Linked DNA regions of Mus musculus: all the other regions are linked to region 5. The links are chromatin loops, found by intact Hi-C in ENCODE. Cell type or tissue: heart. All regions are shown on one strand. Links, peaks and the distances in the headings refer to the core of each region. The heading gives the core; the rest is flanking DNA. Region 1 holds the start of Ppara (peroxisome proliferator activated receptor alpha). Region 2 has its middle 24 kb from the start of D130051D11Rik. Region 3 holds the start of Trmu (tRNA 5-methylaminomethyl-2-thiouridylate methyltransferase). Region 4 has its middle 4.6 kb from the start of Gm34622. Region 5 holds the start of Cdpf1 (cysteine rich, DPF motif domain containing 1). Region 6 has its middle 18 kb from the start of Wnt7b.

What was found. Peaks named below come from ENCODE experiments on the same cell type or tissue, not always from the same donor. Only the 100,000 strongest peaks of a DNase experiment are listed, where the experiment ranks them.
Region 1: it touches region 5 in a loop (7-fold over the local background); 11 of 42 quality-filtered maps call a loop at or near these places.
Region 2: it touches region 5 in a loop (2.6-fold over the local background); 3 of 42 quality-filtered maps call a loop at or near these places.
Region 3: it touches region 5 in a loop (5-fold over the local background); 5 of 42 quality-filtered maps call a loop at or near these places.
Region 4: a loop joins it to region 5, with 3 times the contacts of the local background. A loop is called at or near these places in 4 of 42 quality-filtered maps.
Region 6: it touches region 5 in a loop (5-fold over the local background); 4 of 42 quality-filtered maps call a loop at or near these places.

Annotation. Positions count from the first base shown.
Region 1 is chr15:85,732,913-85,737,875 of GRCm38, forward strand. Ppara (peroxisome proliferator activated receptor alpha) reads left to right here and starts at 2,864. Exons shown (of 8, transcript NM_011144.6): 1 at 2,864-3,184; 2 at 3,882-3,966. In heart, for the core only: a CTCF peak has its summit at 2,687 (motif pointing left); DNase peaks (open chromatin) are centred at 1,769, 2,559 and 3,772; H3K4me3 peaks cover 2,019 bases; H3K27ac peaks cover 1,164 bases; H3K27me3 peaks cover 3,370 bases.
Region 2 is chr15:85,608,118-85,613,080 of GRCm38, forward strand. No RefSeq gene overlaps it. Among named protein-coding and RNA genes, the nearest start is that of D130051D11Rik, 24 kb to the right of the region's middle. In heart, for the core only: CTCF peaks have their summits at 1,667 (motif pointing right) and 2,609 (motif pointing right); DNase peaks (open chromatin) are centred at 1,304, 2,184, 2,794 and 3,904; H3K27ac peaks cover 1,110 bases.
Region 3 is chr15:85,876,575-85,881,537 of GRCm38, forward strand. Trmu (tRNA 5-methylaminomethyl-2-thiouridylate methyltransferase) reads left to right here and starts at 2,753. Exons shown (of 11, transcript NM_028063.2): 1 at 2,753-2,884. The coding sequence starts at 2,803. In heart, for the core only: CTCF peaks have their summits at 2,632 (motif pointing left) and 2,839; DNase peaks (open chromatin) are centred at 2,647 and 3,127; H3K4me3 peaks cover 2,077 bases; H3K27ac peaks cover 1,735 bases.
Region 4 is chr15:85,714,018-85,718,980 of GRCm38, forward strand. No RefSeq gene overlaps it. Among named protein-coding and RNA genes, the nearest start is that of Gm34622, 4.6 kb to the left of the region's middle. In heart, for the core only: CTCF peaks have their summits at 2,190 (motif pointing right) and 3,905; DNase peaks (open chromatin) are centred at 2,264, 2,774, 3,184 and 4,064; H3K27me3 peaks cover 384 bases.
Region 5 is chr15:85,808,777-85,813,739 of GRCm38, forward strand. Cdpf1 (cysteine rich, DPF motif domain containing 1) reads right to left here and starts at 2,921. Exons shown (of 5, transcript NM_197998.2): 1 at 2,863-2,921; 2 at 2,126-2,272; 3 at 436-548. The coding sequence starts at 548. In heart, for the core only: CTCF peaks have their summits at 2,673 and 3,012; DNase peaks (open chromatin) are centred at 501, 2,165 and 2,935; H3K4me3 peaks cover 2,108 bases; H3K27ac peaks cover 2,315 bases.
Region 6 is chr15:85,597,812-85,602,774 of GRCm38, forward strand. No RefSeq gene overlaps it. Among named protein-coding and RNA genes, the nearest start is that of Wnt7b, 18 kb to the left of the region's middle. In heart, for the core only: no CTCF peak of the experiment used is centred there; DNase peaks (open chromatin) are centred at 1,970, 2,360, 2,720, 3,110 and 3 weaker places; H3K27ac peaks cover 674 bases; H3K27me3 peaks cover 703 bases.

The DNA.
Region 1 (4,963 bases), core at 381-4,380, 76 kb before region 5:
GCAAGGTAAACATAGACGAGCCTGGACCCCAGACCCATGGGAGAATCTCCAAGCGCTGGTGCAGAGCAGGTAGTAGGGTTTCCATGCTTTCTGCATTGAGCTCTAAGCCACTATGTGCATACTCACTGCAGGAAACTCCCCCCACGTTACACCTTCCTTCCACCTCTGGCTGGATGCATGCAGCAAGGGCTTTATAGATTGGCTTTCTCTCATCAGCCTGCAAACTGGTCAGGAAATGTGGGGGAAGGGATGAGTGTGGCTAACCTGCAGCCCGTGGGCCACTTATACCCCAGGATAGACCAACACATTTGCAGGTGACATCCAGCGTGAACTAAAGCACATGGCCCAAGACTCTTCAGTGGTTACTAATGTGCCAACGAGGGGACACAAGAACATTAACGGTGTCTACTTAGCCCTGCACAGATGGTGTCTCTGTTGTATGTGTATCTAGAACCCCTCAACACCTTAGGAAGCAAAGAGAAAAGATGCAGAGGTGTCCCAGAGTCAGGCATGTACCCTCTGAGATAGCTTCTTGGAGGGGGGGGTTATAGGACAAGTCCTTTCCTCTCAATACAGTCTGTCAAACAAAATTCACTGTCCTTTATGGGTGACAGAGAGCCATTTGAGGAGGAGATGTTCAGGATCTCTAAGAGAGTCTGGGTGGAAGGAAGTCTATGTTCCAAAGTGATTCTTCTGGACAGAGAGTCAAAACAAACAAAACCAAACAAAACCCCCATATTTTCTCATCTTGAAACCTTGGGCGCTCCAAGAATTCCAACTGTCATTTTTTTTTTCTGTGTTCTCTGGGCTCAGCAGTTACTCTGCTGGCCCCTCTCATTCCGAACCATTCTTTCCAGATTATTCCAAATGTCTGGTAGAACTGGGTTAACAGCAGAACACTCTGCAAAAGAAGGCAGCATTCCTGCATGTGGACTCTGATCTTTGGAACTCAGGACCTACAACCAAGCACCCTCTCTTCAGTGGCCACCCCAACCACCTGGTACACTAGGGAGGATGTCCTTTGGAGATGCATCTACGTAAGCAGCCTCCAGCCATTCTTGCTCACTGTTATATACAGGCCAGGGTAGGAAAATGGACTAATGTTGTCTTTGAATATCCCCTGGGCCATTCAGGAAATCATACAGACAGGTCACTGTGCAAGGTCTTTTAATTTTTCCATTTTTTAAAATTGTATGTGGCAGAGTAGCTGGTGTGTGTGTGTGTGTGTGTGTGTGTGCTTGTGTGCATGTGAGTTGGTTCTTTCCTTCCACCGTGTGAGTCCCCAGGTTGGAATCCAGGTCATCAGGCTTGGTAGCAAGCACCTTTACCCATTCAACCATCTCCAGGGTCTCAGTTTTGCAAGCTTCGAAGCATAATACAAATAGTAGCTATTTCCTGGCCACTGCGTGCAAGAAAAGGCGAGCTTGCCAGTAGGCAAGTAGGGAATGTTCTGTGGGTGTCTGGCAGGTGGGGCAGAGTTCACCACAGGTATGAGGCTGATCAGCAAAGGTGGGTTTAAAAGACGTCCCTGAATGTGCCTGTAGGGTCTGGTCTCCAGTTCCCAGGGTAAGGAGATGTGCGCTGAAAGTTTCCTTTCCCTAGTAGGCTCTCCTGGGCGCTCATCGCCACAAATAGCATAGTGGCAGGCCCAGCGTGAGGACAGACAGGAGGGCTGGCATAGCACACATTTCGTTCCCAAAGGAGCGGCGTCCTGGGGCGTTGGCACCTCGGGGGGCATGTGCATTCCGTGACTGAAGATCCAAGGACGACACAAGCAAAGCGGCTGCTCTGGGTCGCAGCCTGCTCCCAGTTGCAGCCTCCCGCCTGCGCTGTCAGTTGGCAGAGCCCCAGTGCCTGAGCTGGACACAGTCAGCCCCTCAACCCCTGAAGCGTATGCAGAGGGGCCACAGCCCGGGGCGGGGCAGAGGCGGAGGGTGGGTCAGAGCGGCCGCGCCTCCCTGCGACCGTCCTCGATGCCCTTCAGCCTCTGCCTTCCCCGCCCGCCACACCCACCCTGGCACCTTGGCCACCTGTTGCCGCGTGCCCCAGCTCGCTCTTCCTTTCTCCCCATTTCTCATCCTGGGACTCTAAAGATCAGATTCCGCCTGTCCGTCCACCTCCCCACGAACTCCCGGGACTCGGGGAACAAGCTGTGCGATCTAGACCAGCTCAACGAGGGCACCCGGAGGAAAGCTCAACCCAGACCCGCAGCCTTGAACTTCAGTCCTGGCCGGTGCGCGGGGCTGGGAGCAGGAGGGAGTGCGCGCCAAGGCGCACCCTTCCCACCGACTGTTCTCCCCCGTCGGGTGACCTTGGGCAGTCCCTTCACCTAACCCGCCTCAGTTTACCAACGGATGCCCGGGCCCCGAGGCACTAAATGGGCATCGAGGAGAGCTGCCCCGGGCCTCTTAGGCCCCGCCCTCCCCCGCAGCAGCCAATCAGACACTGCCGTCCAGGGGGTGTGTCTCGCCCTGAGCCGGGGCCCGGGCCTAGGGGGCGGAGTTTCCGGGGCGGTCACCTCGCCGCGGGACCCCGCAGGGGACGTCCGAGGGGCGGCGCGTGTCGTGGGGGCGCGGCTGGCACGGGCGCGCGTAGGCGGTGCCGGGCCGGGGCCCCGGACGCTACGGTCCCACGACAGGGGTGACGGGGGCGGAGGCAGCCGCTTACGCCCCTCCTGGCGCCTCCTCCTGGGCGCGCTTGGCCCTGCGGACCCGCAGGCGGAGTGCAGCCTCAGGTGCCCAGGGGCTGGAGGGCACGCGCGAGGGCGGGGAGCCAGGCGTCCCCTGTCCCGGGACAGTGAGGTGGGTGGACAGGGAGGGGAGGGGCTCGGTGGCGCATGCGCGCGGACTAGGGGCGCGGGTCTGGAGACCCACAGCCACTGGAGAGGGCACACGCTAGGAAGGGCACACGCGTGCGAGTTTTCAGGGCCCGCGGAACTGTCCGCCACTTCGAGTCCCCTGGAGCGCCGTGCGCCGGCTCCGAACATTGGTGTTCGCAGCTGTTTTGGGGGCTGGAGGGTTCGTGGAGTCCTGGAACTGGAGCGACGCTGGGTCCTCTGGTTGTCCCCTGGAGGGGAGGGCACACGGGCGGGGACATCGGGGCGCTCCCTTCTCACGGCGTGGTGCATTTGGGCGTATCTCACCGGGAGGCGTTTCCTGAGACCCTCGGGGAACTTAGAGGAGAGGTAACTGGAGGCTCCCTGACAGACTGATTCTGGGGTCACAGCCTAGGCTTTGCTGGGGACCTGAGAAACGCTGCCGGTGGGTTTGAGTCAACAGCAGCGGACCCTCTTTGAACACTAGTTTCCTCATTGCTCCTGATCGTAGTGGGGCGATGTTGGCCCCAACAGTAGGGTAGAGACGATGCCAAAGTTACCCTATGTCTCTGCCCTCCAGAGGCCAGTGCCACAGCGGGTCCTGTGTGGGGCCAGCTTTAGTCTCCTCTGTGCAGTGGCTGCGCGGCTGGCCTGATATGGGTAAAGGGAGCCGGGAGTGCCCGTGTGCTAGTCCGGAGGGTGACTCTGCCCCAATATCCACTCCAACTAGCCTGAAATAACTGCACCTCTCCTTTTCCCAAACTTTTTTTTTTTTAATTTAAAGGAGAGAATGTTCAGATACTAAAGAAAATCTACGGTGGTATATAATGTCTTTGGGGGCACTCTGCCACTGGGGTGCTCACGGGCCCCCAACCCCAACCTACTCCCTTCCTCTAAGGAAAGCAGAAAGGCTCCTTGGGGGAGGAGCACGGAACTTTCTTGGGCGACCCTGGGACACTGTAGTGGTTGCAGGCAACAGGGTCACAGTGACTTTCCCAAGGTGGTGGAGAGTTGGGGGAGATCCAGAGAACATATTGTAACCGGTTCCTTCTTTAACGTTCTACAGCCAAGTTGAAGTTCAAGGCCCTGCCTTCCCTGTGAACTGACGTTTGTGGCTGGTCAAGTTCGGGAACAAGACGTTGTCATCACAGGTAAAGAGGATTAATGGACGGCTTCCAGACTGGAATATTGTAAACGCTGTCTTTGGTTGCACTTCAGACTAGCAACAGGGCTTGGATAGTGGTTATTTTGTGGTGGAATAGTAAATGTCTTTTCAGGGCTCAGGAAGCCAGGTAAATGGGTAGTCCATGTTTCAGTTCTGGGAAAGTGCGTTTGCTTCATGGGAACCGCATTTCTTTATGGCAGGCTGCGTCGGCGTAGTTTAAAAAGGTGGTATTGCGTTAGAAATGGTGTTACTTGACTGGCTTATAAACTGGCTCATAAGACCGTCTCTTGGCTGTCTTCATATCAATTCAATGAAGTAGTCGGTTAGTTTCATCATTAGCCAGGCAGGGATGGCCCCCAAGAAGCAGCTAGAAGGGTATGACTTGGTGACCATATGAAAATCCAGAGCCAGTGGGACATGAACTGAGAGTGGAAAGCAAAGTGTCTCCTTTCCAACCTCTTAAACATGCATGGAAACACTCCAGACTCATAGTTTGTCAGGAGGGTAGGAGCCTGCGATGTAACCCATGCTAGCCTGGAACTTGCTATGTAGCAGAGGCTAGCTAGCCTTGAATTCTTTATATTCCCACCTCAGGCTCCCAAGTACTGAAAGCTGAAGTAGTTCTTTTTAACTTATGTTTGTCAAGCCTATAAACAGAGTTTATGTGTGTATATGTGTGTGCATGTATCAATGTGTGTTTGTATGTGTGTATGTGTCTAGGTGTGTATGCTATGTGTATGTGTGTAAAGGGTGGGAAGAGAATGAGAGAAGAGAAAGCATGTTTCTATTTTGTTTTATTAACTATTAAGTTGAGAAAAATATTTCCATGTGAATGTAAAAAACAATGTATTTTTGCTTCAACTGCCTGTCTAATAACTCACTAGGTTTAGATATAGTATTTAGCCAATGCATATATAGACATACGTTAGTATATAACTCATGCTTATTGCATAGCTTCCTGGGGTGGGGGCTACTGAGCCACC
Region 2 (4,963 bases), core at 395-4,394, 200 kb before region 5:
TGTCCTGGAACTCACTCTGTAGACCAGAATGAGATCCACCTGCCTCTGCCTCCCAAGTGCTGGGATTAAATGTGTGTGTACCACCACCCCCTTGATGAATTATAAGACTTATTTTAACCCTCAGACAATAACTTCTAGGCTTTTAGAATTGCATCTAGCATCTTAGGTCCTCTGACATCTATGTAGTTCCTGTTCTGTTGGGTGCCCTGGGCTGGATTAAAGGATAGAGACCAGGGCATGATAATAAATACTCCACAGGCTGCTCGGAGCCTGCTCCAGGTCCATAGACCAAAGCTCACAAAGTCTCTGTCAGCCACCAGCCCTAAGACTATTCACTGCATCTGCCTGATCCAGCCCACGTGAAGGCCCTGGTATGCTCCAATGGAGAGAGTTTCCCCTCCATCTTCTATCCTTATTGGTAATACAATGAAGGTCTAGGAACCTTGTTCCCCAAGCTCCTGATATGAGTCACTTCTTATACCAGGCTTCCTGGGAGGGCTGGCATGGCCATCCCTCATCCCAGTCAACTCCCAAGAGCTTGGGTCAGATCTTGTTCATCTAGAATCTCTCTCCTCAGCACCAATGTACCATCTCTTCTAGGATTGCTAGACTATCCCCTGCCCCTTCTCCATATGTGTTAATCCATTGTCCTCTGGGAAGTAAGGACTGTCCTGATGAAATACAGAGAGGTTAGGATGGCTGTTCATTGATGCCCAGCTGAGAGGGCAGAGGCCTGGAGAGGAGTTGAGCAATTGCCCCCATCACTGCGCACCTTGCCCTGATGTATACTGGATAACCTACCAGGCCACTGGACCACCAGTCACGGTAGGCCAATTCCTTCTCCTGGTCATGCCATGCTGTCTTTTTCCACCAGAGCATCTGCTGGGGGTCATGGCTCCTCTATAAACCCAAATCATGACATTCTCAATCTCCAAGTATCTCCTTTTTAGAAGATGGAGAAGAAGGGACATCAAATGGGGTGGGGGGAGGGGTAATGGAGATTTATTCCCAGTGCCCTCAGACACTAGTATCAGATTCCCAGTCTTCTGGACTTGAACATGGAAAGTTCTAGGTCTTCACCCTGGTCCTCTCTTTCTATCAGCCCTGTCTCATAAGTCAGGGCGTCATGATATGACCCTTCCTCCTCTACTCCAGGGTGGGAGATATGGAGGAGGTCCCAGTTGGGTTGATGGCTGAAACCTCCCTCTGGGGGGGTCCAGTGTCACAGTGTCAGTATCACTCTGGACTGGTGACTATCCCTGGACTCTAGATCCACCCCAGCCCCAGGTCTGTGTCTAGCTAGTCCTTGGCCTTGCCAGATCCTCTATTGTAGCCTCAGTTTGTCTGCCAGTGCAATGGATGCTTGGCCCCCGTGGGCGTTGACCATTGGTGTTCTAATGTGATGGCACTGGTGGGACCCTGTCATTCCCTGAGCCAGGTATCCTGGTGAGGGTCAGGGGTGGGGAAGAGGTTTAGCCACAGGACCCAGGCAGGATTTGGGGGGTGGGAGAAGAAAAGGGGTGCTGGGAGGGGGCATTCTGGAGAAGCCGCTGAGCAGACCTTGGAAATTCTTTTTTTTTTTAAAGATTTCATTTTTTTTCCTGTGTGTGGGTGTTTTGTTTGCATGTAGATCTTTGCACCATGCATGTTCAGTACCTGACAAGACCAGAAGAGGGTGTCAGAGCTCCTGGGACTGGGATTACAGGTAGTAAGTAGTGAGAGGCCATACGTGTGCTAAGAATCAAACCCAGGTCCTCTGGAAGAGCAGCTCTTAATGGCTGAGCCAACTCCCCAGCGTTCTGGCACATTCTAAAGACTGACCAGTCCACCCCTATCCCTGATGATGATATTGGAGGCACTAAGTTCCTAGGAGCCAGACTGGGCTGGCCGCCCTGGTTTATATAGCCCTACTGTAGTACGGCCTTCAGCACTTGGAGGGCCTCAGAGAAATTGTCCATCATTCTGAAAGCCTGCTGCTGCAGGATCAGGCCAAGGCTAGTGGGTGCCTGTCTGTCCTGTGCTGCTGCTGCTGGGTCAGGAGACAATGGGAAGAACAACACACTGAGCCCTTCCCTTCACTGTCACCATTGAGAGCTAAAAGGACATGTGCCTCGGCCTCTCGTCCATCCCCCAACACTGCAGCCAGAAGCACCAGAGGGCTGATCCCAGGTTGGGTGAGCACTTTTTTCCTCTCAACATTGTTCCCATCTTTGTGCATTTCCTGTAGGCCCTAACCACTCCCGACCTGAACTGCACACTCCAGAGACATAGGTGGCAGTGACCTCCTCCTGGGGGGGGGTGTGTGTCATAACCAGGCCTCCCAGTGACGGTACCCCATCCCTACGGGTGCCCATCATGTGGGTGCCTGAGGTCCTGTGGGCCATTGTGGCTCTGATTGTCAGTGACCCTGTAGGTTCCCAATTCTGTGAGTTCTTGGTACTGTGGGTGTCTGTGCCTTTGTGGGTGTCTATATCCCTGTGTATTCTTGAGACCCTGTGGGTGTCTGGCCCTGTGTGGGGGGATGATGGTGATCATGTGTCTGGTTCTGGGTGGATGATGGCCCTGTAGCCTTCAAAGTCCTGACCAAACTGCCATATGTCCTCATAGCCACCAGGGGGCAGAAGAGGGTGCAGGCCCACCTTCCAAGAGGACCTGTCTTCCCTTGTAGAGCCAGAGCTTTGTGTAGGCAAGAGAGGTGGGGGCTGCTGAGCAAGGGAGGCTGAACAAGGTCACTCCAGGCCAGCAGAGAAATCTTGGCTTGGATCCTGCCTCTGCTGCTACCTCCCACATGACTTCACCAGCCCGGCCCTCATCTGAACATGCAGCAAGCACTGGGCCCACTTCAGGCATCGCCTCCAACGCGGAAATTAACTTCCTGCCCAGAGAGGCTGCGCCCACACAGCTGCAGGTCTGGGCCGCCAGACCTGGGGCGCTCTGGAGTCCAGTTGAGGCCTCTCCTGCCCTCCTCCTGTCTGCAGATGGGGAAATTGAGACCCAGCCAGGGAAGGGGGTGGGGGATGGGGGGCTTGGATAACATTGCACAATAAATTCAAATCGGGGACAGGGCCAGCTGGGCCTGCAGACACTAGGCCTGAGTGCTTCACAGAGTCATCTTCTAGCCCGTGTCCCAATCCCACCAAGCACTGAAGTTGTGCTGCTATTGAGTCCTGAAGGTCTTCCTGTGCCAACCCCAGGTGCCAGGCACTGCGGCCACCAGCCTCAGAAGTGAGAAGTTTCATATTGTTTTCCAAGCCTGAGGTGTGGGTGCTTCTGGACTATGTGGGGACTGGGGACCTCATCACCAGTGCCGGGCCTGGCAGGCACAGGGCAGGAGTGAGGAATCAAGCCTCTTCAGTACTTTCCTGGCATACCGCAGCTTCTCTCTGTAGCTTTCTCTGCAGCTTCTCTCTCTCCCAGGATATAGAGCGGATAGTGGATAACCCAGCAGTCGTCCTCTGGGCGAGCATCCACCCAGCTCCTTAACAGAAGCTTAACAGTCAGAGAGACTCCTCAGACCCAAGAGGGTGAACCAGGAGGCTTTCCTTGTCCCTCAGAGTGTCAAACAGGAGTAGCTGTGGATTCTTTCTGGGGCTCTGAGTGTAGCCGGCCCCTCCCCCCTCAGGCCTTAGTTTCCCCTTGGTTGAGGCTACAGGCTCAGCCCAGGACTAGGATAGTCTCAGCTCAAGGCTGGGTGACGAATGAAGGTCTGGAGTCTAGGGCCTGGTCTTCCTTTCAGCCACCAAAAAGGGCTCATTTTGTGCCTTGGGCAGGTCGCCCAGGCAAGGAGGCCACTGGCGGCCATTCTCCAGGACCTCCTCCCGTCTGCAAGAAGCATTACCTCATCGGGAAGCCATTCCGGAAAAGAGCTGCAAGAGTTCCATGAGTGGGGATGAAGAGGGCTTTCCAAGAGCCTCCTGGCCACCCAGGAGCCCAGCCAGGGTGGACAGCACATCCCAGTTTCTGTCCAGTGACCGCTACAGGGAGGTGACAAGACTGAATTGGACTGAGCAGATAGGAGGAACGGTCCTGCCTGAAGCCAGCAGCTTCCGGGAGGGCAGAGCAGATATTTCAAGAGCTGGAACAAAATGGCCAGACGTGAGGGAGGCCGGAGAAATGAAGGGCAGAGTTGCCAAGCCCTGACCCTCTCCAGCCCATGTCCCCTCCTGCAAAATACAGAAGCATTAGGCACACTGAGATGTACCCTGCTGTCAAATGGCACCCGTCCAGAAGCATTGGGCTTCTCGATGACTTGATCAGCCACATGATCGGGAAACTGTAAGGACAGCTTGGGGTGGGGGGATGCACTAAAGGTGACCAGGAGAGCTCCCTAGCCGTTGACCCAGTGACAGTATTAGAGAGCACTCTTGGAGCCTTGATTTTCTCATCTGGAGAATGGAGCAATTAAGCTTCCCGTCCAAAAGACGTCTGAGAACACAGGCACTGACAAACTGGTGCTTTTGGGGCCACATCGGTGGGTCCTCCCCTGCCTGGGCCAGGGGACCCCTCCTAAGATGAGCACACACTTCTCACCTTGCCCCAGAGGGAGTGAAACGCTGTCCTCCAACTCCACCCACCCAACCACAGAGTTGCCCGGGCTCACTATCTTTTCCCAAATCCTACCTGGAGAATATCCATGCACCCTGAAAATAAATAGAGAAGAAACTGGCCCTGTCCGGATTACACTGAGACCCATTGAGGGAGCCTGTGGACACAGGTCCAAGGTCAGGCCCATCACATGCGGAGCTGTTCTGGCTACTTATTAGAGAAAAACCTAGGACACACCAGCAGGCAGGAAGTGTCGTTGGGGACAAGAATTAGATGTTTTGAGCCTGGGGCGTCAGACTGATCTTATTGAATGATTGGAGATTCCAAAAGGACAGGAGAAAACCAGAGGCTGGGCAGAAGGCTTTTTGTTTGTTTGTTTCATTGATTGATTTTTGTCTGCATTTATATCTGTGCATCA
Region 3 (4,963 bases), core at 321-4,320, 68 kb after region 5:
ATTTGGACGTGTAGAGCTGTTTTCATTCACTAGACACTGCGGAAGTCTTTCATTATCCAACCTTAGTTTTATATAATGTAGGGGGATAAAATTGGTATAAATATCAGTCTCCAGCCCACCCCAGGTACACCAGCCTGTCATCCGGGCCTGCATAACCTGCATTGCTTATTCTGATACGGTAGGACCACAGCTTTCACAGGCTGCTCTGGGCAGCTAGAGTGCAGAGAGTAAAGGGAATTGGGATATGAGGGAGGGTCTGCTTCAGTCTGAGAGTTGGGCTAAGCCTGCAGCTCTCATCCCTAGGGCACTTCTGGGAGCACAACAGCCAGGTGATGTGGGACATGGGGAAAGTCACTGGGAAGTTAGTACCATGCTTGAAGCCTCATCTGTTAAAGACTAGCTGCCTGGAAGCCACTGACCTATGGATGACTGCAGAAAGCACTGTGTGGACCCCATTCATGTCCGTGCTTCAATCTGAGGCCACCCATTGTCAGCTGAGACTGAGATCTGCACGGGTTTCTCATTCTCTGGTTAATGAGGTGAACCCAAAGCTGCCAGCTGGAGTGGGGTCCTAGACACAGCAGTGGCAAAGTGAGGTAGGGCACAGACCTTATAAAAGGTCTGCCAAGATGCCAAGGACCCTGGAGGGATGGCAGCAGATTCTTCCCCAGTGGGCAGTAAACTCTGGAGTCCTGAACATTAGCGCTGTAAATGGCCCTCACCTTCCCTGACCCACTCACACCTATCACACAGGGGAAAAAGGAAATGTAGAATTGAACTCATTTAAGAAAGCTGGGTTTGCAGTAGGGGCAGGGCTACATTTCCCTTAGGGTACTGTTGGGTAAGGAGTGGCTGCATCCTTCCTTGGTGTGTTTGGTGGGGAGAGGACATTAACCTATGAATAACTAACTAGGCTACCTTGGTGATGTCTGTACTTAGCCCTGGCTCAGCGCACGCCTTGTCCTCATGCGGCCGTACTCTGCTCTGTCTACCGGGGCATCTGGTTTTTGGCAGCATATGCTGCAGTCCCTCTGCTTTCCCCTCTGAAGATGCTCAAAGGTGGCTTTCCCCTACGTTCTTCTTCATAGCTCCTCGGCTGGCTGTTCAGAAGGGTCAGCTTTGGGACACACTGGAGACTTGAGCTGAGGGGCTGGCATGAAGTATACTGATGTAGGCTGATGACCAAAGCCCCACCCTCGGAGATGGCAGAGGCTTGCTTCCCTGTAATTTCTTACCATTGTGGGGGGGCAGTGTTCCTGAAGCCCACATACCATTTGGGTTGGTGCCGCACAGCACTTTCCTGTCCATGGTGTATCACACTGCAGACTTTGGGAGTTATAGGGAAGCAAAAAACACCTTGTGCAGGAAAAAGAAACGCCCCAGTTTTCTCTCTAGTGTAAGAAAATACTGGCCAACAGCAGCGCAGGGAGGAAAGGGTTTATTTATGTGGTTTGCACATCCGAATCACAGACCAACCTGAAGGAAAGTTAGAGACGGAATTTTGACAGGAACTGAAGCAGAGGCCATGGAGGAACACTGCTTACTGGCTTGCTCCGCATGGCTTGATTAGTTTGCCTTCTTTTACAACCCAAGATCACCTGCACTGGTGTGGCTCTCACATCAATCAACAAATCTCACAGACTTGTCTAAGGGCCAATCTAATGGAAGCATTTTCTCAATTGATGTCCCCCCACCCCTAGCTTGTGTCAAGTAGACAAAAATTCTAACATAGGTTTGTCTGGTTTCTGCTACTTTGTGGTTGGCCCTATCATAGGTTCTGGTAGGAAAAGTGAGATTTGCTATACTAAATGCCCATACCCAAGAAGGGAGGTCCTGGTCCTCAAGGCTAGAACACTCCACAGACATGACCCCCTGCCCTTTTGTCTCTCTCTCTCTCTCTCTCTCTCTCTCTCTCTCTCTCTCTCTCTCTCTCTCTTCTCTCTCTCTCTCTCTCTCTCTTTCTGTCCCAGGACTCGTATCTATTTTCTTCCAGCAGCCACTCAACATCTGTCATGTGCGAGGCCCCCCACAATCAATTCAGGAAGAGCCACAGCTCCAGCCTGAGGTCCCCAAAGCATCCACTCGTTAGAGCTGATCCCCGCAGAGTGCTCGTTCGTCCTCCAAGAATGGCCCACGAAACAAACACTCTTAAATCACAGGCACCAGGATGAACAGGTGCGACTCCAAACTCTCCCAGTCTTCCGTGGCCCATCCTTCCCAGCTACTGTCTGGGTCTGGTTAACTACGCTCCCATCCCCTACTCCAACCCGTTGACTGAGCTGCTAGCAAAGCCTTACTGAGCAACGGTCCACTATGCTTTGTCCTCCACTGGCTCTGCACCCGCCAGGCCCGCAAGCATCTAGAATCCAATGAGAACGTGTTGACAGCCCTGTCCCTCCAGCGGGTAAACAGGAGGAGCCAGCGGCCGACACAGCATCTCGACCTTGTGTGTGCCCAGGAACGCCTTTGAGACCTCAAGCCCGAGCGGAGGCTGTTCCTGGTGCAGCTGACCCAGGAGCGCCAGCTGAGCACAGAAGAAAACGTCGCAAGGGCAGCGAGTGGTGGCTAAGAAGCCGGACCCGACCAACTCATCGCTGGCCTATCTGGGACATGCTGCCACCTAGTGCTCCTCGGCCGATCCGCCGCGCGGAACCCAAAAGCCTGCAGAACACTGGGTGAGCGGAGCACGTTTCCCGCCGGGTGAAGAGTGAGGACGCCCCCCCCCCCCGTCCCCCCCGTCCCCCGGAGGCTGGGACTTCCGGCGTAGCTTGGACGCAGCCAGAAAGCTCGCGGTGTAGCCTGATGTCGGCGCTGCGGCACGTCGTGTGCGCCCTGTCTGGCGGTGTGGACAGCGCGGTGGCGGCGCTGCTGTTGCGGCGGAGAGGTGAGGCCAGGGTTCCTCACTGGGGACAGGAGCTTGGGCTCCTCCAGGTCTGAGGCCTGGCCTTTTGCAGACTCCGCGGGCCTCCAGGCGAGGACACCGCCAACTCTAATGACAAAATCACTCCAGTGTTCTCCTTCGTTGGATGACAAACTTCACTCCGAACAGCTACCAGTTCTTCCTGACTTGTAGATGTAGCCTCATGGGTCCTTAGGGTTCGGATCTGATTCCAACGACCGGTGTACATTCCTCCTGCTGTGTGGCCCCACCTTGTGTCAACCTCTCCGCATTCACCTTGGCGGCTTTTAATGGAGTCCCCCTCAGCCGTGGATCATCTTCCCCGGGGCACGCGGGGTGCAGAGGCGCGGGGCCAGGAGCCTGGGCTTGGGCAAGTTAACTAAGCACCCCCCAGTAAAAATGGGATGACCCGTAATATGGGATGACTGGAATGATTAAATGGCACAGTATGTATTGAAAGGGTTAGCTATACAATGTGAGATATATCGGAAAGCAGGAGCGATTCTTTTATAATCACAGCTGTTATGACAGAGTAAAAGAGCCACAGGATACAGGTGTGTACTATGGTGAGAAAGGAAGAGGGAAGCATTTCTCTACAAAGAACTGGCTGCAGTAACACAGGCAGGAGGCAGAGGAGAGAGTGCCGGCCAGAATAGGATATAGTGGGGTTAGTGAAGCTGACGGTATTAAGGAATTTGGGGTAATGTTGAGTAGGCAGTGTGAGTCTTTGAAGGTTTCCAATGAGAACTGTGTAACTAGATGCTTTGGGAAGTGGCAAAGGTTGGCATCATTCTTACAGATTTATCTTTTACTACTAAAGGGAGATCAACTGCTGCCTAGTTTTTATGTCACATTAAAACTATGTGACATGTTAGGGTCCTCTGGTAGGAGGGAACCTCAGCTGAGAAACTGTCATCACCCTGGCCTGTAGGCTAGTCAGTGGGGCCTTCTCTTAATAATTGGTGTAGGAAGCCTCGTTCCATTAGGAGTAATGCTATCTCTGGGCAGGTGGTCCTAGGTTTTATAAGAAAACAGGCTGAGCAGGCCAAAGAAACAAGCCCATAAGCAGTATTCTTTTATAACCTATGATTCAATTCTGCCTTCAGGTTCCTGACCTGAGTTCCTGCCCCAGCTTCCCCTGATGGTAGACTGTGACCTTTAGGGCCAAATAAATCCTTTCCTCTCCAAGATGCTGTTGATCGTGGTGTTTATCATAACAGTGGGAACCTAGCCAAAACAAAGGCTCTCTCCCCTCAGGCTGCTACATCTAACTTTTACCCTTCCTTGGATTTTTTTCATGAAAGAAATTGATGGACGGTATCAGAGGAAAGAAAACCATCCTCTCATTTCGGCATCGAGGGCTCTTAGAGGTGATGTCCCATACTGCAATCCGTAGAAAGTTGACCAGTCCTTGAGTGCCTGGCTCCATGCATGTGGGTCTTGTCCCTCTGTGAGACAATTGACCAGGCAGATGTAGCATGGGAATGGTGGGGTTCTAAAACTCTGCGTAGAGTTTGTTCATGTTACAAGCTTGTGGGGTTTTGGCTCTCCTTATGCCCTGGGCATTGTATTAGCTCTTGGGACACAGGATTGTATTATGCCATCTCTGCATTAGTAAGTTACGTGTAAGACCACCTCAAGAGCTGAGCCCAGCATGGTTAATCTCTACAGTAGAGCACAGTCAGGTGCCTCCAGACACAAAAGAGGGCCTCATCTCATACCAGGCTGTGTGGGACTTTAATGAGTGTGGTTTTTTTTTTTAAGAATTACTTGTTTATTTTATATGAGTACACTGTAGCTGTCTTCAAACACACCAGAAGAGGGCATCGAATCCCATTACAGATGGTTGTGAGCCACCATGTGGTTGCTAGGAATTGAATTCAGGACCTCTGGAAGAGCAGTCAGTGCTCTTAACTGCTGAGCCATCTCTCCAGCCCCCTGAGTGTGGTATTTTATTTGTTAAAGGTTTGTCAGCAAAATCCCTGGAATTTTTTGGAGGAGGGGGCAATAATCAAACACTTGAAGCTTTTAATACAGTTCCCTGTCTTTCCTTACATTCAGCTT
Region 4 (4,963 bases), core at 280-4,279, 95 kb before region 5:
TTATGCTATTCCTCTGGGACTAGTGAAAAACCTGCACCAGGGGTATTCTGTTCTACTAACTGTTTTATGTATAGTACTACAACCCACCTATTTCCTAGGCCATTGTGTATTCCTGTGTTTGGGTGTGACTGGGCTGTTGTCCTAAGTAATTACTATGCAGATTAGCCCTGAGCTTTCCTAGCTCTATACAAGTAAATTGTAATGCCTGATTATCTTCACTGTCTCTGCTAGAAGTAAATTTGAGTGTTACTGAATAGGTAACATTCTTACTGAATTCCAAGCTTAGGGTTGGCTTCAAGGACTTTCTAGGACATTGGTGAAGGCCAGGGCGTAAAATTCAACCTGATTTAAGTACTTGTAAAATCATTACTTGGAAGCACCTATAATGCAAGAAAGTACACAGATCCATACACCAGACTAATACACAGGGTTTGAGTATATGGGCTATGGGAATGCCGAGGTTCCAGGAGCCTAAGTTTCCGTGAAACTCTTTGTCTCAGGACTGCTTCCAGGTTTCTAAACCTGTAGTGCACTACTGGAGTGAATGTAGCAAAGACCTTTCTTTCTTCCTTCCTTTCTTCCTTCCTTCCTTTCTTTCTTTCTTCCTTCCTTTCTTCCTTCCTTCCTTCCTTCCTTTCTTTCTTTCTTTCAAAAATATTTATTTATTTACTTGTTTATTTACTTATTTATTATATGTAGACACTGTAGTTGTCTTCAGACACTCCAGAAGAGGGCGTCAGATCTCGTTATGGATAGTTGTGAGCCACCATGTGGTTGCTGAGATTTGAACTCAGGACCTATGGAAGAGCACTCAGTGCTCGTAACTGCTGAGCCATCACACCAGCCCGGGAAGACTTTTCTAAGGTGTACAGCTCTGCTCCCCCCTCCACATGCCCTCTCTTGGAGTCATGCAGTAGTGAGCCACTGGAGGCTCTGACAAGGTCTGTATAGGGGGAAGCTGATTTGGTACCCTCATGCTCCCACAGAGCAGAAGCTATGTCAGGGGCTTTAGTCAGCAGAAGTCTCAAGTGGGCAGAGAGTCTTGAGAGGTTGCAGGCCCTGTCCTCAAACCAAAGTGGACCCCCCCCCGAAGCACAGCAGATAGTGGTCCACCAGTGAGAAGCCGTGGCTGCTCAGGGGAGTTGCAGCCCCCATCCCTTCCCCTGTACATGGCCATCTAGGGAGAGTCTCAGGCTGCCCAGCCCTGGGTGGTGGCCTGTCCTGTGGGGATCCAGCCTTGAGGAGGCTCAGGAGTAGCAGAAGGAAGGGCACCCGGGTGCATGCTCAGAGCCAGGTGCCACTCAGTGCCCTAAGTTAGGCCCCAAGGCAGAACAAGGCAGGGACTCCAGACACAGAGCTGAAGTACTTGCCATTTCCAGATTCAGGCAAGGCCCCTTGATCATCAGTGCTGCCCTGTCTCCCTGTACCTGGGACTTTGGGGGATGTAGAAGTCTGGCTTCCGAGTGTGAGGCCCAGGTGTAGCCCATCTGTCCCTGGTCCTGATTGGCTTTGCTAAGTGTTCTGGGAATAGTGGGTTTTCTCAGCTGTAGTTTGGTCAGAACTGGGAGAAAGACTATGAGAGACAGAGACAGGGGCCTGTGGGCCTTGTAAGGCTGAGCCAGTGGCCTCTTTTATCCCCAAGACACTGTAGCCTGGACACTCAGCCAAGCAGAAGCTGGGGGTGGGGGAGTTACATCGTGAGCCTAGGTGGGGTCGGAGAGCTCCCAGACCTTCTGCAGGCTGTAACAAAAAGGCACAGGCTTGGCTTGCTTTCTATTTATTGCTGTGGTCAAAACCATGATCAAAATCAACTTGGGGAGGGAAGAGTTTCTTTCATCTTATACTTCCAGATAACAGGGAGGCCAGGTCAGAAACCTGGAGGCAGGAGCTGAAGCATAGGTCGTGAAGGATTGCTGCCTACTGGTTTGCTCTCCACGGTTTGCTTAGCCCACGTTTCCAATGTCTAGGAGTGGCATTATTAGTCGTGGGCTGGGACCTCCTACATTAATCGTTAATTTTTAAAAAATGCTCTAAAGAATTGCCTATAGGCCAGTCTGATGGAGGTATTTTCTTAATTGAGGTTCCTTCTTCCCAGATGACTGTGACACGTTGTCAAAAACCTAACCGGCACATACTGGTAACCTTTTTAATTTGCCACTCCAATCTAGGCAGTTTTTGTCCTGTCCACCAGGTGGCGCCCTGCACTCGCTAATAGGCCCATAGTAAAAGGCAGGCAGTTTGGGTGCTGTCCTTAGCCGCCTCCTCTCTGTAGATGGGGAGACCTAATGGTTCCTGTGAGGTCTCCAGGTGTGGCGTCCTCTTCCAACCCACATGAACCCCTGCCTCCACATCACTTCTGCAGGGTCACGGGAGTCAGAACTCCACCCCAGCTCACCACAGTGTTCTGCCTTTCTGAGTTTCCCCATCCATAAACAGACATCCCTACTCTTCCCTAGTTTGAGAGAACTAGCCATTGCCCCAAAGAAAGCCTGTTTAACCTCTCCAACCATCCCTATCTTCTCCCTTACTCTTCCATGTACCAGCCCCTACTGAGAGGGATGTCCCCAGGAGGGCTGTCACGCAAAGTGGAGGGTGCTACCAGGTTTAGGCTGTCTACAGGTCATGTGACTCAAGGTCACACTCAGCAGGAGGTGAAACAGTAAGAGAAAGGTGGGGGGACCCTGCGGACCACTGGTCTCAGCAATGCAGTGGTTCTCAACCTCTGGGTCATGACCCCTTTGGGGGCTGAACGACCCTTTCACGGGACCACTGGAAAAGACAGATCTTTACATTATGATTCATGACAGTAGCAAAGTTACAGGTAAGATAATAAGATAGTCCACGATGATAATTTTATGGTTGGGGGTCACCACAGCATGAAGAACTAACTACTGTATTAAGGGTTGCAGCATTAGGAAGGTTGACACCCACTATGGTGGTGGGTGGGAGGTGGCCCCAGTACAGAGGTAGAGGTTGGCTCTCACCTGCGCTTCCCAGATGAGGATATCAAGACAGAGAAGCCAGTGATCAGGGACAGTGATCTCCGAGAGGGTCACTAGGCCCCAAGGGAGGCTCCAAAGCTCTGGACCGGCAAAGATGTTGTGGTAGGGAAGGGAGGCAATTCAGGGACAGCCTTGTGACACAGATAGGAGGAAATCCTGGCACCTTGTGTAACCTGACTGGCCCATGTCCCACTGAGGGGAACCTGCTGGCCTGTTCGTGCCAAAGCTCAACCTCTCCTATCACTGGTGTGCTCACTCCTGGTGCCAGTGTGACACTCTCCCTCCAGCCTTCCCTGCCACAGGGGACCACAAGTGTATAGTCTCAGCTCACACCAGGCCCTCCTCTGGTCAGCTTTTCCCGGCCTCCACTCTCAGCCTTTGTGAACACGAATCGCCTGGCTGTCTGGGAGCTCTCCGATATTGCATCTGTTTCCACATCCTGATGTTAACTCCCAGCTTAAGGATGAGAATGTTGGGGTGCTGTGGGGTGGCAGGGGATGCATTGTAAAGGAGGCCAGACCTTCCTAAGGTCTACAGCCTGCAAGGCACCCATCAAAAGCACTTGTGGGGTTGGCGAGATGGCTCAGTGGTTAAGAGCGCCGACTGCTCTTCCGAAGGTCCTGAGTTCAAATCTCAGCAACCACATGGTGGCTCACAACCACCCATAATGAGGTCTGCCGCCCTCTTCTGGTGTGTCTGAAGTCAGCTACAGTGTACTTACATATAATAAATAAATAAATATATCTTTAAAAAAAAAGCACTTGTGGCTGTGTATTACATAAACCCTGGCTTTGCCGCCACCTGCCCTGAGTGACTTCTCATCTCCAGGGAGCCTCCCAGACTCCATCTCTCTCCTCCTCTCTGCCCCAGCTCTTCTACCCAGATGCCCACAAGTCCTGCCACTAGGAGGCTTGGGAGTTACTGGGACAGAGGGGAGCCAGTCACAGACAGGAGACCTGTCTGTAACCCGCAGGGTGAGAGTGCAACCATATGCACTGGCCACCACCCCAGAGAGGCCAGAACCTGGCACTGAGTGTCCCTCTCTGTTCCAGAGCTCCCTTTGCCACCTTCTGAGTGGATCCAGTGTGTCATGTGCCATGCAGTCTCAGAGGAGTCCTGTTTGGGCAGTGAGAATCACAAGGACATAGGTGGCAAGAGCCAAGGAGACTCATGCTGTGGAGGAGGTGCCTGCAATAGGGCCTGGTTGGAGCTCCTCTTTAACGCCATCTTCCCTACTCCTATCCCCTAGCACCCACTTAGCATAGAGCTGAGACTCAGCGAGCCCAGGCAAGTGAGGTAAATCTTAGCCTAGGCTCTAAAGGATGAATAGGAGTTCGTGGAGAAGAAGAGAGGCATGTCTTGTGAAGGGGACAGTGGGCACAGAAGTAGCAAAGGTCTGAGGGAGGGCAGAGACACTGTATACCTCACACTCCTGTATAGATGGGTAACAAGGACACACGGGATGGATAGAGGGATTGAGGCTGCTCTGTCCCCTGTCCCGCCAGGCCTTGGCCACATCTCATGCTTCCCTGACTAAGCCTTCCTCAGGGTGCTCTGGCACGATTGATCATCAGCTTCTCTCACCTCCCCACACCCCGCTCTTCCTTCTAACAGACTCCTCCCTCCGCTTGTCCCTCTTCTTGATGGGAGACATTTTGACCACCACCACCCTCGCCCACCCACTGGGATGCGATCCTTTCTCTCTGGCCTCCATCCTTCATCCTTCTCCCTAACAGCCCTGGGCGGCATCTTGAAAACCGGCCTTAGTCAAGCTATCTATCCCCTGTTGGAACCTAGATGTGAATGGGACTGGGCTCAAGACAGGTATCGGTAGCTGGACCCCCAACTGCTTAACCTTCTGGTAATGACCTGCTATTTTTAGGTGGCCATGTGGGACCACTCTGGAGTGTTATTACCCATCCCTACCCCTCTGCTCAGGCAGAGATACTGACCATGGACCT
Region 5 (4,963 bases), core at 501-4,500:
ACAAAGCTTGTAACCATCTCTGCTCCCGACCTACAGGAATCAGACCCTTGAGAAGTTGGTCCTTAGGAACCACTGGGTACCCACCCAGCCCAGAAGTATCACCAGCAGGGACAGCAGAGGACACAGCCCCACATGAAAAAGCCACCAAGTTCCTCCATTGCTATTTGGCCCAGGCCATAAGGCTTCCACCTCATTCATAGAACAAGTCCTTAACTCTCAGCTGCAGCCACAGGGAGGGCAGAGAGTCCTCGAAGAAGAGTTAAAAAGATATCCAGCCTTGCCTGGGGCTTCCTTGGGATATACCTGAGGCATCCAGAACAAGGACAAGGACCCGTCTAAAGTACAACACTCAAACCAGGTGTCACACTCCACATAGCGCCTGCCGAGTAACACTGCACAGAGTCTCCCGCACACTGGCTCAGGACGAATACTCACACAACAGCCTGGGTGTCTGGGGGCTTCTGCCCCACATAGCTGTAAGGAGCTGATAAGGCACAAAGCTGGCACTCAAACGTGCCCAGGGGGCGGGGCTCTGTCTCAGATGCCATCTGCAAGATCAAGAGATAGGGGTGTCACCATCAGAACCGAAGAACCACTGCACTTTTTCTCTCTGACTGCTGTTCATCGCTCACTCACCTAAGCGTGAGCCTACCTAACTGGGAAGCGCAAGCTCGGAGCAGGTAACACCTGGTCAGTGTGGCCTGGGATTGCTAAGTGCACAGGAATGACTGTGCCCAGCCTGGGCTACAGTGACATGAGAGTATGATTTTACATCCCCACAGACTTAAACTAGATTTTATTTGGGAAGAGGGTGGTGCATTCATGAAATTCATGAATCGGTCAGAAGACAATTTGCAGAAATTCTTTCGTTCTACAATGTAGGTCCTGGGGATTAATCTTGGGTCATCAGCTTTAAAATGTCTTTAACCCCTGAGCCATCCTGCTAGCCATACTTTTTAATTATATAAATATATATGATTTATTTATATTATTGTTTAATATATAATTATAATAAATATATTATTGTATTAATAATATTTATTATTATAAATAAGTACATTATAGCTGTCTTCAGACACACCAGAAGAGGGCATCAGATCTCATTATGGATGGCTGTGAACCACCATGTGGTTGCTGGGATTTGAACTCAGGACCTTCAGAAGAGCAGTCAGTGCTCTTACCTGCTGAGCCGTCTCTCCAGCCCTTTAATTATATTTTTATTGACTGATTTTGCATAGGTATGCAATGTGCCACACTACCAACGTGGAGTCAGTTCTCACCTTTCACCGTGTGGGATCTGAGATCAAATTCAGGTCAGGCTTGGCAGCAGTCACCTCTACCTGTCAGACCATCTCACCAGCCCCATTTTGGATAATTTCTATAGACTACCTTCAAGTTCAGTGGCTTCAGTCACATCAGCTGGCAGGCCCCTTGAAGGCATTCTTCCTGTTTTTCCCACTACTATTTATCTGCTGAAATCACCATCCATATATGCATGGTATATACATCTTCTCCACTAGCACATTCAACATCTTAACTGTGCTTGCTTTAAACGCCCCCCATCTGATAGGTCTATCTAACATCTCCACTGTGTGTGGCTCTGTGCCTATTTTGGTCCTTGGCAGCAAAGCTGTTTCTTTGCTCTTCCTTGTGGTCTCAATCTGAGTTATAAACTGGGGTTTGTTGGTAAGGTGGTAAAGGTAAAGGCAGCATTGTGGACACGTATGCTTGGCTTGTGCTGCTTGGTGCTGAATCAACCCAGTAAGTGAAGTGGGTTTGCCTTTCCTGTTCTTCTGCTACACTGGCTACGCATTTACTTGTGCTTAGGTGTACTGGCCTCTCTGATACTATTTAAGGACAGATTCACGTGCCTCCTGCCGCCTCCCTTCACTGGACGCAAGAATCTGCTCTTGCCATAGAGCATACTTTCCTGCCCTACCAAAGTTAGTCTGAAACTTTGGTCCCCTTGAAAGATCCAGGCAGATGAATTTATACAGCAATCACAGCCTTTCCCAGGTCAGTTTACAGGAAAGTTATAAAGACTTCAGTTCTGTCCTTCGTCTTACCCATCAGCACCCAGGGCATGCTGGAAAAAAGCCCACGGTGGGTGTTTCTATTGGCTCACCAGGAGGTTGGGGTGGGGAGGTGTATCCTAGTCCACTTGATAAGGCTGCATTCTTAACTGTTTGATGGCACTTCTATATTCAAGGCCTTGGAGGCCCCGCCTCTCCGTAAATTGCTGGGTCAGTGGTCTGATGGCAACAGCAGCTGTCTGATGAGTTCGAGAAAACGCGATTCTTGGATTTGTATCGAGCTGTATCGGAATTCCTACTAGCCTTTCAAAGTTCCCATCCCCAGCTCCAGCCCCAGCTGCGCGCCCGCCTCTAACCCTTTGCGTCCTACAGAACCGAGCTTTGGAGCCAGAAAGGAGCATATGTGCGCCTTGGAAACTGACAGATGTCCCGACTGACGTCTAAAACGGAAATTCTATTTTGGGTGTGCGCGAACCTAGCTAGTGGTATCTTAATTCGCACGTCACAGGCCCTCGCCGAGGCTGCTGGGCGCGCTGCCCTTGCAGCAGGTGACAGTCAGGAGACAGTCCCAGGATAGTGGGACTCCGCCAGAGCCTCCTCCTCCCGCTCTGAGTCTCCCCAGGTCAACAGGGCTCCGCCTGGCGACCATATACACCACGGTCCGAGCCACCCGCGCACAGCCCTCCCCGTGCTGGGTGTCTAACGCCTCCCCCACCCCCACCCCTCGGCTTCCAGAGGCACCGAGGACAGATCCAGCGAGCCGGAACACAGAGGGGACATTTCCAGCTAGCCACGCGCGTTCCTGCAGCACACTGCCCCGCAAACTCACCACCTCCCCTCCGGGACCCCCAGAGCGCCTGCGTGGCCCGCCCACAGTACTAGTTCCGCCTCACTGCGCCTGCGCGGCTCCGCCCTAGCTCCTCTGAGGCTCCGCCCTCGATCCATGGCATTTGTGCAGCCCAATCTCATCACCCGCTGAAGCTCCGCCACACTACCGGTTTCCCCCGGTTTGCCTCATGGCGCCTAAGCAACTCCACTCTGTCCCAGCCTCCTTAAGCAAGAAAAGCCAAAAGAGCGTCCTTGCCGGGGTAGAGCTTTACTGTCGCTTCCGTTTCCGCTGCTAGCTTATAGTGATTGTGGGTCGCGGCTGGAGAGCTCTCTGGGCTTCAGAAAAAAAAAACATATTCTACCTAAATCTTGCCTGGTGCACCAATGAATGTACTGGGGTTATTTTCTGGGAGAAGGGACTCAGGCAACTGCAACGTTGAAAAGTCTACCCAGTGGGAGTGATGGCCTACGAGCTGTCTCTGGGACTTTGCACGATTTGGAAGTAGTTCCACCTATCTCCTGCAGCAGTTGCTCACGGTTTTGGGAAAGGGGCTTTATGGATATTCTTAACTTAGTTAAGTTTAGTGAGCTTTCTGATTCTTGTACGTCCTGATCTGCCTCCAGGAGGGAATGTTTCCATCTACAAGAAAAGCCTATATAACACTTAACTTCTTCTTGTGACTCTTATTTACCCCTCCTGGCTAATGTTCCCTGAACCTTGGAAGGAGTTACATAGAAATCTAATTCTTTTCTTACATTCTGGCTGGGCATTGGACCACTATGCCATGGGGGTAGGCATTGGTTCACAGTTATTTAACTGGTTTTGAGTCTCCTCAGTAACTACCACAGTTTGTCAAGATGAAATTTCCTCCACACCTGAGGCAGATAGCAGCAGTAATCTATGGGTAAGAAATACAAGTATTTAGAAGGAATGTCTGTTCATTTAACAAAACAATTACAGTACTGTCCCCACTGGAGCCTATGACCACCAGCCACAAGTTTTTGCACAGGTTTATAAGGCCAAACATAGGTTCCCTCCTGTGAAGCCTCAAATCCAACCAGAAAGTGTTGTCAACATCAGTACTGGCTTACCACTATTGCACCAGGAGACATACTTTGCCTGGCACAGTGACATAATAGAATCCATAACTAAGTAGGATCCTTGGCAATAATTCTCCCTCAGCAGCCTGGACTCCCTCAGCAGTTTTAGCCTGACTTCTCCATATCCTGCAATATATAAGTATTTTCATTTAATTTTGGCATGCAGACAACAATAGTGGAAATTGCCTTTCTAGTTTCTGGGACTTAAAGGGTTTTCTTAGCTAGCAACTCATAGGGACATAGCCTGCCTTTAACGGTGTGGGCTTTCTTTTCTTTTCTTCTTTCTTTCTTTCTTTCTTTCTTTCTTTCTTTCTCTCTCTCTTTCTCTCTTTCTTCCTTCCTTTCTCTCTTCCTTTCTTTTAGATTTGTTTGTTTGTTATATGAGTACACTGTCACTTGCTTCACACACATCAGAAGAGGGCATCAGATCCCATTATAGATGATTGTGAGCCACCATGTAGTTGCTGGGAATTCAGCTCAGGAACCCTGGTGCTCTTTAATGTCTGAGCCATCTCTCCAGCCCCCCTGGGGGGAATTTCCTTTCAACAGTCTTACAGCTTCTGGGAATGTTTTTCCACCCACTCAAGATCCACTCCTTACTCCTTAAGATGTTGTCTTAGAGTTCTTCCAGATGCATCTATCTCCAAATCTCCCAGACAGTGGCAAGCACTGTATCAAATAGGGAATAAAACCCTCTTACAGAAGAGGGGCAGAATCTCCGTGTGCCCACTACTGTCTGATCCAAGCAAGTGCCAGATGAGCTTGCGATTTGAGCAGCAAGAGGGATTCTATAACGAAGCCATTAGCAGAGTTCAGCACAACACAAAACAGCTGGACTACTGAGTGCTCAGCTCTCAGTGGGACATCCTTATCATCCCCACCCCCAGTGGGGCTCAAGGAACCTCTCAGCAGAACGGGTGGGGCGTTTATACAGTGCCGTGTTCTGGGAGTGTCATGGCCGTTGGCCTCATGAGTTCACTGCAGCTGTGGTTACTTATACA
Region 6 (4,963 bases), core at 455-4,454, 210 kb before region 5:
ATCAGGAGAAATGGACGCAGACTCCTGAAGCCCACACTGCCCACTGTGCCTCTGGCTCCTGGAGGAGGCTGGGGAAGGAACTCTCAGAGGTGCCACTCTCCTCTTCAGGGGAGAGTATGGACACGCTTCTGGCTTTTCAACAGCCAGGCTGGCTGTGGCCAGAAGCCATTGTCCTTTGGAGATGCCATGGAAACTGACAACAGCTGGTCCCTGAGAGCCTGAGGAGATGCACATGGCTAGAGATGGGGTTCTCACTTCTCAGTGCCGAGCTCCAAGAGTGAGCCAGGCAGGTCCGGTGAGAGAAGTCTGGCTTCGAGGGACAAAGGTGAGCTTGGCCAACACAGAGGACCTACATAGCGAGAATTTGGGCTTCTTTAAAAACCCACTTGTGTAATGTGATTATGTTTTTGTTTTAATCCCAGGTGTGGGATATGGGTCTGCGTCAGATTGTCCAAGGATGAGGCCACAAGTGCGCACTATGATAAAGCCAGGCTATGTGAAACTGCTGCTTTGAACTTATAATGAGCTTACAGAGTGAAGCGCTGCTTTGAACTTACTATCAACATCCTTCTGTAACTCCCCTTTTGTGTGATATTTGATCTATGAGGTAATTTTATAAAGAACTTTTGTCTAAGACAGTATAGGAAGGCCAGAGCAAAGGAATGAAGTGTGACATCCTCTGCTTCCTGGCTTACAGCTCCCCGTGGCTTGCTCGGCCTCCTTTCCTATAGAATCCAGGACCAGCCCCACCCCCAATGAATCAATCACTAAGTATGAAAATGCCCCCATAGGTTTGCCTGTAGCCCTTTACAGAGACATTTTCTCAATTGAGGTTCCCTCCTCTCTGGTGACTCCAGCTTGGGTCAAGTTGACATAAAACTATCCAGCACAGGCAGTGATGGTGATGACGATGATAGTGGTGATGATGATGGTGGTGGTGATGATGATGATGGTGGCGGTGATAAGGAAGATAGTCGCAGGGCTTTTGAGAATGAGATGGTTGGCAATGTCTTCTGTGGAGTCCAGTTTGCAAACTGTCCTCACCATATCATAGTCCCTGGGAAAGAGCCACAGCTTGGACCCATTTTCCATGGAAGTCATGGGGACAGTTGGTGATCTCAGGCAGCTCCAGCTCCTGGCCAGTCAGTCCCCACCCTGTGGTCCTCCAAATGTCCTTGACCTTCAGGAATTTGCCCAGTTCTGGATTCCTTCTCTATGGCCTGACAACTCCCAGTAGCTCCACCAGAGGGCGCTCTGTAGCCGGGAATGGGCACACTGGGTCCTAACCATGAAGCTGGACCACACTCCTGATACAGAGGGGAAGGGGCAGATTTTGGACTCTCGAGGGGCCTGGCTGCCAGGCCAAAGGCTGTGTGGCTTTTGCCTCTGTGGCATCGTGCTTTCCTGAAGGCTCTAGGGATGACTCATGGGGACCAGATTGGTGCTGGCTTGTAAAGATATCAGAAACGGGGATGAATCACCGTGAACAGTGATAGGGTGCGTATTTGAAGCTACAGCCCTGGGGACCAAGGGGTCTGTACGCTGTGACGTCACCCCCTGAGGTTCAGGGTGCTGGAATGGGAACATCAGTGGCCAACCCAGCCCCCAGGTGGCCACCAAGGAACTGGCGATCCATATAATTGTCTCCAGACACTTGGCTCACCCAGGTCCCTTTGGCTGCTGTGAGCCTGGGTACTCATGAATCTAATCCAGGCCTTACTGTCAATCCTCCAAGACTCAGGTCTGGAAGTGGGTTTGCAGGTAAGATAGTCGTGCTCTGCCATGCTGACCTTTCCGAGGGGGTTACCTGTGTGGCCATTCCACAGCCTTGTAGTGTCCTGTGAGGGTCACCCTCCTTCCTCTCCCCTGCTAGCTTCTTTTCTTTCTGTGACGTTTTATTACTACTGTTGGGCCATCGCTGTTGCTATTATAACATCCATGTGCGTGGCAAGCGGTCCGTCAGTCACTAGGCTCCACCCCTCTGTAAGGCTGGGCAAGTGGACTGCATTCTTTCCTTGAGTTCATTGTCAGGGTTTGAGGGAAGACCCTGCAGCCAGCCAGAGGAGGGGGGAGGCAGAGATGGGCCCCCACTGGGGAGGGCAGGCCTGGCAGGGAGGAGCCAGCACACTCAGGAAACAACTTATTCAGCAATCTGTCAGTCCTCTGTGAGGACCTACTAAGTGCATGGGTTTTATGCTAAGACCTAGGAAGGGTAGGGTCTGTCCTTCCGGGGTATTTATGAGGGACGGGGAGACAAACAGGCAAGCACTGCGGCTATGAGATGAGGGATGTGGGCTCAGGAGAGGTGGGAGGAGACAGGAGAGGGGCGGGGCCTGTAGGAAGGACAGACAGCATCTGAACAGGAACGCCTGACCGGAAGGGACGCTGTCAGGAAGGGCAGGAGGGCGGGTAGAGAAGAGTGTGGACCCTGGAGTAGACCTGGGTGGCACAATCTCAACAGATCTACAGTGCCAAGGACACAGCCATGCAAGGGCACCATGGTAGGGAAGGCTTGCCCAGTCTGAGGCCAAGGCTACCAAAAGAAAAGAAAGTCCAAGCCAAGATTCTCTGACCCCCTCTTACTTTCTTCCACCCCCCTCCCACAAGGCAGTGCTCCAGAGTCCCAACGGGTTCAAGGCTGGAGGAATCAGTTTGAGTCACCCGAGAGGCTCCTCCCCCTGGAATCTGAAGTTCTAAATCCCAGTGCCTGGGCAGTGGGTTCACTCGGGGACACAGTGGCTCCTCTTCTGTGCTCTGTCTTCCTGTGGGGCTGGGGGGGATGGATGGTCCTGGCCCCGGGCCACCCGCCAACACATTGTCTGCTAGTCTGGCCGGAAGCAGCTGCTGCGCAGGGCGGGTGGGGCCTGCGGGGGGGGCGGGGGGGGGCAGGGACTGGGAAAGCTACAGAAGCAGCCTGAGCCCTGGTGCTCCTTAGTCAGGGGTGGGGGGGGGCTGGGATGTGGAAGCTGGATATGGGGAGAGGGGGGCTGGTGCTGTCCCGTCCGTCCTTCCTTCGTCTACACACTTGCTCCGTCTCCAGGGCACCATCCCAGCACCTCTGACAGTAACCAATCAGAGGATTTTGTTTGCCTGGACAAGGTCGAGAAGACCAAGGGAGCAGCCAAGTCCTAATCCAAGGAGAAATGACCCTGGTCCTGGCCAACTCCTCATCTGAGAAGAACATGTCCAACCACTAGTCCCATGGGAATTTGGACCCTATACTCTCAGGAGACAATGGCGGGTGCAGCCGTCCAGCCTGGGAACTCATAAGTCTCTTTATCCCATGGCTCCTGCCCTGAACCAGGTCCTTTCTACCCCCAGCCCCCTCCTTCTCTCCCTCCTCAGCCCATGTACCAAAGCTTCAAAGAACACCTCCTGTGTGGACAACTATAGAGAAAAATGGTGTGTCTCAGCTGGAAGAAACCATTTTCGTCTGTCCACAGCTGACTCTATGACCTTGCTCATGAGGTAAAGTACGGTCCTTAGCACCTGCACACATGTGTTTGGACTGGCATCCACCTGTTCTGGCAGGTATGATCCAGGACCCCAGTCTGGATACCGTGTCTGTTAAGGGCCCAGGATGCTCTGGGTCACATGGTCACAGCTTCTGTGTGGTTACAGCTGTCGTTCACCCCTGCCCCTCATTCCTCAGAATGCTGCTGTTCTTTTCTGAGGGTCTGAGCTGCATCTCAGCAGTACCAGCCTAGGCCCTGACTCTTTACTTTCATATACAGCCATTACTGGGGTCTGGGCTCACTCTGGCTAGGGACCTTGTTTCTAGAATCTTCTGTTAATTTCCCTTCAAATGTTGTCTGTCTCACTTTTCAAAGTATCATTTAGGATTAAAAACTGTCCCAGGCCAGGCAGTGGTGGCACATGGCACTTGGGAGGCAGAGGCCGATGAATATCTGAGTTCGAGGACAGTCTGGTCTACAGAGTGAGTTCCAGGACAGCCGGGGCTATACAGGGAAACCCCGTCTGGAAAAAGCCAAAACCAAAACAAAAAAAACCAAAAAACAAAAAAAACAAAACCAAACCAAAAGCTGTCCCGAGTTGTCTGTGGCAGCATGTGCTGAAAATCCTAATACTCAGGATCTCAAAGCAGAAAGCTCCAGTGTGAGCTACATAGTCAGGCACTACCTCTGAATTTCATCTTTTAAAAGACCTGGGGGTGTGCCTCAGGAGCAGAGTACTGGCCTGCAGTGTATAAGGCCCTGGGTTCTTTGGGGGTGGGGGTGGGGGTGGGGGGGAACCAAACCAGATTCTCTGCTTTGCCTCCTGGAACATCGAAGACTCTATAGCAAGAGTGTGCGGGATACCAGTCCTGGGTATGGAGGCCCATCCCCCACACCAGGTGGATATACCCACCTGACAAAGAGGCCATTGGCTCCCTGAATACTTCCCCTGTGTGAGCACTGTGGGTACCAGTGAGCCTGGCAGGCCCTCCCTTATAACCCTTCATGCCCTTCATCATTCCCTGAAGGCCTAGCTCTGCCCCCCACTCCCACCTCCACCCGGCCCCAAGCTGGTACTGAGTACTGCCTCTTTATTCTACGCCTGCTATATCCTTCCCTGGACCCGGAAACCTTCCCCTGCCCTCTGCCTCCCTATTCCATCAACTGTTTCAGAGACCCAGGTGCCAGGGGTCTTCTCAACACCAGGCCTTCAGAAATCAAGGAGGCTATTGACCTATCCATCGGTTGAACTCTGATGCCTTCCCCTGAACCCAGCCTTGAGGGCTTCTCCTTTCCTGAACGTCTCCACCTGCCCGCCCCCCCCAAAACTGAGGGCCATTGCCCTGTGGGAGGGGCATCACTGAACAGGAGGGTGTATATGGGGTCCAGGCTGCTAGGATAGATGAGACAGCCATCAACGAATAGGCTAAGCCCAGCACTGTGGGGTGCCTCTGTAATCTCCCCTCTAGGGAGAAGAAGTTGGTGACCCTGAGTTCAAGGTCATCCCC